Linked DNA regions of Mus musculus: region 1 is linked to region 2. Evidence: chromatin contacts called from ENCODE Hi-C or POLR2A ChIA-PET data. All regions are on one chromosome and are shown on one strand. Each heading gives the region's core, a stretch centred on a gene start or an enhancer-like site at or near the end of the contact. The rest is flanking DNA. Distances are from core to core; before and after follow the strand shown. Region 1 has its middle 19 kb from the start of 2810433D01Rik. Region 2 holds the start of Fzd2 (frizzled class receptor 2).

Evidence for each region. A loop is a pair of places that touch in the nucleus more often than their neighbours do. ChIA-PET counts read pairs that join two places held with the same protein, here RNA polymerase II (POLR2A).
Region 1: a loop to region 2 is called in a map of heart, with 3 times the contacts of the local background. The contact joins the enhancer-like site here to the promoter of Fzd2 in region 2. A Hi-C loop is called at or near these places in 7 of 37 maps with a recorded cell type or tissue (gastrocnemius, heart, left cerebral cortex and 2 more). POLR2A ChIA-PET finds 5 or more read pairs at or near these places in 2 of 5 experiments (Patski and embryonic stem cell).

The regions. Positions count from the first base shown.
Region 1 is chr11:102,641,696-102,646,134 of GRCm38, forward strand. No RefSeq gene overlaps it. Among named protein-coding and RNA genes, the nearest start is that of 2810433D01Rik, 19 kb to the left of the region's middle. Within about 2 kb of position 2,241, at least 1 of the 3 ENCODE cell types and tissues checked has a DNase peak (open chromatin) inside an H3K27ac peak, as active enhancers do; it is heart, where a contact is called at or near this core.
Region 2 is chr11:102,601,679-102,605,750 of GRCm38, forward strand. It overlaps Fzd2 (frizzled class receptor 2), which reads left to right and starts at 2,753. Exons shown (of 1, transcript NM_020510.2): 1 at 2,753-4,072. The coding sequence starts at 3,054.

The sequences.
Region 1 (4,439 bases), core at 991-3,490, 40 kb after region 2:
CTATCTTCATGCACACAAGAAGAGGACATCAGATCCCATTACAGATGGTTGTGAGGCACCATGTGGTTGCTAGGAATTGAACTCAGGACCTCTGGAAGAACAGTCAGTACTTCTAAACATTGAACTATCACTCTAGTCCTTAAAAAACATTTTAAGGGGGCTGGAGAGATGGCTCAGAGGTTAAGAGCACTGACTGCTTTTACAGAGGGCCTGAGTTCAATTCCCAGTAACTACATGGTGGCTCACAACCATCTGTAATAAGATCTGATGCCCTCTTCTGGTGTGTCTGAAGACAGCTACAATGTACTCATATTAAATAAATTAAAAAAAATTTTTTTTAAAAGGGCCAGTTATGTGATTCAGTAATAGAGTGCTTGCCTAGCAAGGGACAAGGCTTAGATTCAATCCTCAGTACTATAAGAAAAGAAGGAAGAGGAAGAAGAGGAGGAAGAGGAGGAGGAGGAGAAGAAAGGATTGGAAAAGTGTCTCAGTGGTTAGGAGCACTTTTGTTCTTCCAAAGACCTGGGTTCAATTCCCAGCACCCACATGACAGCTAACAACTATTGGTAGCTTTAGTTCCAGAGGATCTGATGCCCTCTTCTGACTTCCACAGGTACCAGGCATATAAGTGGCACATAGACCTACACAGAGGCAAAACACATCCACACAATAAAATAAATTACCTCTATATACAAGAGGTAGTACCCCTGTGTAGGCCATCTATACAAGATGAGATGCATGGGGGTCAGGGAAGAAGAAGAGGAGAAGAAAATGTTCCTGATGGCAGTAATAGCTTGCAGGGTGACTATTTGGGGGAGAGGCCTGGCAACAATGGGAAAGTCGATGGTCACACTAATGTCATGGCTGGCAAGCGAGTGACTGCTCTCCCCTGGCTTGTCTCTCTGCTCCACTTGGTGCACCTGGCTCCTTTGTCCCCGTGTCTTCATTAGGTAGAGCAGATGTCCTTATACCCACACTGTCTCCATCCCAGGTATCATGACCTCCAGTCCAGGGATACTCAATGAAGTCAGTGCAGTGGCTGGGGGTGGTAGGACACTGGGTTTGGGGGTCTTTAGGAATCTAAGGACATATAAGCCAGAGGCAGTGTTTCCTAATTGAGCCCAGCATTGACTCTTGGCTTTGTATATGACCCATATGCCTGCGAAGGTTCTCCGAAAGGTTATATGGAAGATTTGCCCCAATGATAAAGCAGAATTCAGGGCCTCGGAATGCTAGGCAAGTGTCCTATTACCAAGTTATACCCCAACCCTAGAAAAGAGTGTTTGTAGCGCTGTGGGACCCTCTGTGATTACAAGCGGCTCAGCACAGGCATCTGGAGAGTCTTGCCCCAATGCCATCCAGCCTCTGGGAAGGCTGTCTTTGTAGCCTTTGCAACGGGAAACAATACTGCTTTGTCAAAGACTTCCTTATTGTTTTAACTTAAATTCCTCTACCAGATGGCGGGTTCTCTAAGCGCTGTCTAAGTGCTGCCTCCCCTCACAGAGGGAGTTCTGGGACACCTTCTCAACAGCTCCAGTCAGGTCCTGGCTCAAGAATGGGAGAATAGGGGCTGTAGAGATGGCTCAGAGGTTAAGAGCACTGACTGCTTGTCCAAAGGTCCTGAGTTCAAATCCCAGCAACCACATGGTGGCTCACAACCATCTGTAATGGGATCTGAAGCCCTCTTCTGGTGTGTTTGTCTGAAGATAGCTACAGTATACTTAGATATAATAATAAATAAATCATTAAAAAGAACGAGAGAATAGAGCTGTGTGACACTTAGGGAGTCCTACTTGATTCTAACTTCATAGCCTGACTTAGGGTCCCCACGATGAGGTGAGTCTCAGGTGCCAAACCTCTGGTTAGATGAGAATGACCCCCCTCTTTTCCCTCAAGAGGACAGGGTTCTTTCTCCTTTCAGGTTCCCAACACACACACACACACACACACACACACACACACATACCCCCCACACACATTTATATATACATATATATAATATATAAAAAGTATATACTTCCTTCCTTATTTATTTCTATAAGACTTCATAGTCTAGGCTGTATTTGAAGGCCAATGCTCCTGCGTCATCCTCCTGAGTGCTGAGATTATAGGGAACACCACCACAGCCAACTCCAATACATGAACTGTTAAAGTGTGGGCCTCTTCCATATGGGATAAAGGGACAGGGTGCAGTCTGCCTCTGGAATGAAGAGGTCTGAACTCCGGCGTGCCAACAGTACTGCAGAGGGTCATGTGCAGTCCTTTGAAGGCTCTGAAAGCTGAGGCCTGAGCTTCCAGGCTGCCACAGGAGTGAGTCACAGTCTAACAATGTTATCTGTCAAGTGCTGCCGCTCCCTGGGCTGCCCTTGTCCACAGCCTCATGCGGCCTGGATTCCCATAGGTCGCCCCTTGACCTTACGGTCTCTGGAGGCCTCATAGTCCGAGATCTCCATTCCTTCCTAGATGGTTAATCTAAGGGGGAGCACTGGCAACGAGAGGGAACAGAGATGGAAAATGCTGGAATATGAGGCAGTTGTTACGCAATTTAGGTCCAGGATTCTTGGAAGATTAAGAAGGAAGGCAGGAGGAGCTCTGAGGACAAAAGGCTGAGGCTGTGTGGCAGAGAATGGACTGAGGTGGCGCTGACACAGATCTGAAGTATGTCTGGAGACTTAAAATCACTGATACGTGTGCTTTAAAAGGATGAGTCGGGGCTGGGAAGATGGCTCATCAGTGAAGAGGGCTCACTGCTCTTGCAGAAGACTCAGGTTCAGTTGTCAGCACCCACGTTCAAGAGGCTTACAACCAACTGCCTGGATCTCTAGTTCCAGGGAGATCTGATGCTTTCTGGCCCCTGAGGGTACCTGCTTGGATATGGTGCACATAACTCACACAGGTGCACACATTAAATAAAACAAACATTTTTAAAAGCTTTTGTTTGTTTTCTGTTCTTTTGTTTCTTTGTTTTTTTGTTCTTTTGGGTTGTTGTTGTTTTTGAGACAAGGTTTCTTTGTACTCTGGCTGTCCTGGAAGTTGCTCTGTACTCCAGGCTGACCTCTAACTCATGGAGATCTGTCTGCCTCTGCCTCCCTAGTGCCTCGATTAAAGGCCACCATATCCGGTCCTAAAGTTTTTGTTTGTTTGTTTAAGGACTGAGCTACCCCCCTATAGTCTAGCTACTAAGGAGGCAGAGGCAAGAATAGAACCTAAGGCCAAGAGATCTAGGCCACCCCGGGCAACACAGCAACTCATCTCAGAAAAGAAATGGAACAATTAGCTTTAGGACATTTTTAAAAGATTTATTTATTTTTATGAATATAAGTACACTGTCACTGTCTTCAGACACACCAGAAGAGGGCATTGGATCCCGTTACAGATGGTTGCGAGCCACCATGTGGTTGCTGGGAATTGAACTCAGGCCCTCTGGAAGAACAGTCAGTGCTCTTAACCACTGAGCCATCTCTCTAGCCCTTTATGATGTTTCTTATACACGCATACACATGTATATCAATATAAAACTAATTTTTTGTTGTTTTGAGGCAGGGCCTTATACAACCTAGGTGCTGCTCAAACATATTATGTAGCTAAGTATGACCTTGAACCCCCGATCCTTCTGTCTTCTTGCAAATGCTGAGCCTGCAGGTGTGTGGCCCGAATACCCTGTCCACACTGTGCCGAGAATCCCTCAGAGCTTTCAGTGTGCTATGTAAGCACACAACCAAGCATGCCACATCCCAGGTCCTAGAGCTGGGTAGAAGGTAGGCAAGTTGACCCCATAGGAAGGTCACATTGCTGTATGTATAAGTAGGAGGAGGGACCTGGCTGCCCCCAGGTTTGAACATATCTAGATTTGGACTGCAGAAGTAACATCTGGGCAGAGGGTGAGATTGGTATCAGCCCCTGCTCTCATATCACAGCCTATTCCAAATTAGGCAGCTTTTCTATGAACCCTCAGTCTCCATTCCAGTCACCCCCAAACACTATCACCCCAAGTGTCCTCTTCCACTGATTCAGAATATGCTTTCCAGCATACATCACCCTGGAAATTTACAACATCAATGCAAACATCTGTCTGCATTTCCAACTCATTCTGTTCTTGCTCCCTTCTTAAAATGCCCACTTTTAATTTTTGCTATTTTTACATCTTACATTCCTTTAAACACTGTAAATCCATCCCCCAGCAAGGCAAGATATAAATATTTTAAAAATATAATTTGCAAGGCACCCTTGTGTACATTTTCTCTTTTGATGTTCACACGGAGTGCACAGAGAAGGTGCAGCTATCTCTATTTTTAGGTAAGGGAGATTAAGGAGCCTGGTTAAGATCATGTGGCTGTTGGAGGGGGAAGCAAGCCTCCTAACTAACTCTGGGATTTCACTCTCCTCTCTGCAGATGTGTTGGAAGTCATCTTCTTTTCCTTCTTCCTCTTCTTCCCCCT
Region 2 (4,072 bases), core at 1,503-4,002:
TCCTGGATGGAAATTGAAGATGTATAACTTATACCAGAGATATGTTCTCAATTTCATACTAGACTGAGGTTCCTAGTACTAGACTGTGAGGAATAGCAACCTGTCTTACTGTGTTGTTTTGTTTTTAAAGATTTATTTATTTTGTGTATATGAGTACACTGTAGCTGTCTTCAGACAGGACAGAAGAGGGCTTCAGATCCCATTACAGGTGGTTGTGAGCCACCATGTGGTTGCTGGGAATTGAACTCAAGACCTCTGGAAGAGCAGTCAGTGCTCTTAACTGCTGAGCCATCTCTCCAGCCCTTACTGTTTTTTTTTTTCTTTTTTAAATTGATTATGTTTTATTTATTTTATGTGTACTGGTGTTTTACTTGCCTGCATGTGTATCACACTTACATAGTACGCAGGTCAGAAGAGGGTGTCTGATACCCTGGAAATGGAGTCACCGAGGTTCAGGAGTACTAAGGAGGTTCTGGGAATTTTACCCTTTGAGCCGTCTCTCAAGCCCCAGAACACGTTCTTCTTAAAGAGAGAGGGAAAGGAAACATATTCAAGACTCCAATAAGGAAGTTGAGGGTGGTGTCACACGCCTTTAATCACAGTACATCTAGAAGAAGGCAGATCTTGAGAGTTTGAGGCCATCCTGGTCTACACATAGAGTTTCAGGTCAGCCAGGGCTATACTGGGAAGCTCTTTAATAAATTCCAATAAAGAGCATATTCAAGTTGTAAAGAACTTGAATACTTGTTTGTTTCTTTTCTTTCTTCCTTCCTTCTTTCTTTCTTCCTTCTTTCTTCTTCTTTCCTCTTTCTTCAGACAGGGTTTCTCTGTATAGCCCTGGCTGTCCTGGAACTCACTTTGTAGACCAGGCTGGCCTAGAACTCAGAAATCCGCCTGCATCTGCCTCCCAAGTGCTGGAATTAAAGGCGTGCGCCATCGCCACCCGGCTTTTTTTCTTCTTTCTTTCACTCTCATATTGCAGCCAGTTAAGTCTGGCCAGGAATGTCTGGTAATTCTCCTGTCTCAACGTCAACTTCTGAGATTACAGGTGTGAGCTACTGAGAATTTACAATGATTCATCTAGTCAAAAAACCAAAACCAAACCAAACCAAAAACAAAACAACGAAACCAGGTGAGGCCAGGTTCATTGTATCCTCTTCTCTCCTTTAAGTTGCTGTTCCACGGTTTCTGAATACAGCCCAATCCAAGATGCCTGCAGGGAGCAGCTTCGCCAGTTGGGAGGATTTGGCCCATACTGAGAAGCAAAAGCGGCTTTCTAAACCCAGTCGTCCTGTCCTTCTTTTCAAGTTCTCCTCCTCTTTCTCTCCAGAGAGACAACAGAAATAATTGATCCATCATCCGGTTCCAGACACAGATTTCCATGCAAATTCCCTTCCCTCTCCAGACCTCAAAGTTACAATCCTAGTGTGAAGGGAGTTGGGGGTGGGGGGCATTTCTTCGGGCCACCTCACCCCTCAGCCAGGTGAGAAGTGAGAGGAGAAATTCTGTACTACAACCCCAGCCTTCCTCCCTCTCTCCAGCCGTACACACCATCTTTCTGGTGTGGAATCACTTAAAGTTTGGGTAAAACTCCCTTTTCTCCCAGGAGATCAAATCTGGAAGCTTTTAGGAGGCGGAGCAAGGATTGGGAGGGAGAAGGCAAATTCCCCAAAACGTTCGTCAGACCTAAGAGAGTCGTTTCTTTACTCAAAACTGCCCATCACCCCCGCCACCCCACCCCCCCAGCCATTAACTTTCGATTAAGACCTCCTCCTTATGGCAACTAAACTTTACTTTGCATAATTAAGATTTTCCTCGGAAAGGGGGTGGATTGAATCCTCAGCTCCGGGCCTTTCTCCTTCACTTCACCCCCCAACCCCCGCCCCAGCCCCGCAGCCTGGCCTCTGAGTTCCTGAATTTTCTCACTTTGAGGTGCCACTAAACACAAAGAACCATAATGGGCTCCTTTGTGCTCGCTATGGGGCAATTACACCCCGGAGTCCCGGCCCCTTTAAGAGCCTCTTAAAGAGACAGGCTCTCGTTTTTCAGAGGGTTACTTTTGGGTGTGTGTAGGGGGAGGGGCGAGGAAAACTTCTAGGAGTCCTTGTTTAGGGTGAAGTGACACTTTTACCTCGACTCTCTGAGAGGGATTGAGAGACGTCTTTGCAAGCTATTCGCTAACGTGCTTTAAAAACATACATATTTCTCTCTCTCTCTCTGTATATATTTTTTTAAACGGGATTTTTCACTTGGTTTTATAAATGGTACTGAAAAGGGGGGAGGGGGCGGTGAGCAGGGGCAGGAGCAAAGAGCTCTTGTACCTCAGAGGGTTTGGGCTCTAGGGCCACAGATTAGGCTAGAGTTGTCTGGGTCGGATGCCACTTTGAGAAAACGTGTCTCCGGATCTTTCCTGGGCGACTCCGAAGCAATCACGGACTGAGCAAACAGCTCCTAATATAATAATAGCTTGTCTCTTTAAAAAAGCAGAAGGAGGGGGGTAGAGTTTTCTTGGCATCTGGTTTCTGATCTCATTATGTTGTGGTCGACCAATCCAGCCCTTGGGGCTGGTCCTCCAGTTTAAATCTGATTGGCCGAGAGCACATTTTGGGATGGTGCAAAGCTCGACGGGGCGGTTTCAAGGATCCCTTTTGAGGGGGGGCTGAGGAGAGGGCGGGGCCGCCAGTGGGGGCCCCCTTGAAACCGACTAATTGGGATCGGAGAGGCCGAGGTGAGGGCTGAAGGAGGCACAAAGGAGTCGCTGGGTAGAGGAGGGTGGGGAGAGGGGAAGCCCAGAGGCTAGAGGAGGAAGAGGAGCTAGGGCAGCGGTGCGCCGCGTCTCCGACCCTCAGTCCGACCGCGGCGAGCCAGCAGGCGGGTGCGCCGCCCCCTCCCCCGCCGCCCAATCTCCCCAACTCTGCGGCCGCGAGCAAAGTTTGCAAGGAGACGCGGGAGGCGGCCGGGCAGCTAGGCGGCAGCGGGGAAGGCGCGCGGTCTCTGGGTTGGGGGCGGGGGCTGGGGGGCGCCCAGGAGCCGAGTGGGGGGCGGCGGCCAGCATGCGGGCCCGCAGCGCCCTGCCCCGCAGCGCCCTGCCCCGCCTGCTGCTGCCACTGCTGCTGCTGCCGGCCGCCGGACCGGCCCAGTTCCACGGGGAGAAGGGCATCTCCATCCCGGACCACGGCTTCTGCCAGCCCATCTCCATCCCGCTGTGCACGGACATCGCCTACAACCAGACCATCATGCCCAACCTTCTTGGCCACACGAACCAGGAAGACGCGGGCCTGGAGGTGCATCAGTTCTACCCGCTGGTGAAGGTGCAGTGCTCGCCCGAGCTGCGCTTCTTCCTGTGCTCCATGTACGCGCCGGTGTGCACAGTGCTGGAGCAGGCCATCCCGCCGTGCCGCTCCATCTGCGAGCGCGCGCGCCAAGGCTGCGAGGCGCTCATGAACAAGTTCGGCTTCCAATGGCCCGAGCGCCTCCGCTGCGAGCATTTCCCGCGTCACGGCGCGGAGCAGATCTGCGTGGGCCAGAACCACTCGGAGGACGGAGCTCCTGCGCTACTCACCACCGCGCCACCTTCTGGGCTGCAGCCCGGCGCGGGTGGCACCCCGGGCGGCCCTGGCGGTGGTGGCTCGCCACCGCGTTACGCCACTCTGGAGCACCCTTTCCACTGTCCCCGCGTCCTCAAGGTGCCGTCCTATCTCAGCTATAAGTTTCTGGGTGAGCGCGATTGTGCCGCGCCCTGCGAGCCCGCACGGCCCGACGGCTCTATGTTCTTCTCGCAAGAGGAGACTCGTTTTGCCCGTCTCTGGATCCTCACATGGTCGGTGTTGTGCTGCGCTTCCACTTTCTTCACGGTCACCACCTATTTAGTGGACATGCAGCGATTTCGCTACCCAGAGCGGCCCATCATCTTTCTGTCCGGCTGCTACACCATGGTGTCAGTGGCCTACATTGCGGGCTTCGTTCTCCAGGAGCGCGTGGTATGCAATGAGCGCTTCTCAGAGGACGGTTATCGCACGGTGGTGCAGGGCACTAAGAAAGAAGGCTGCACTATACTCTTCATGATGCTCTA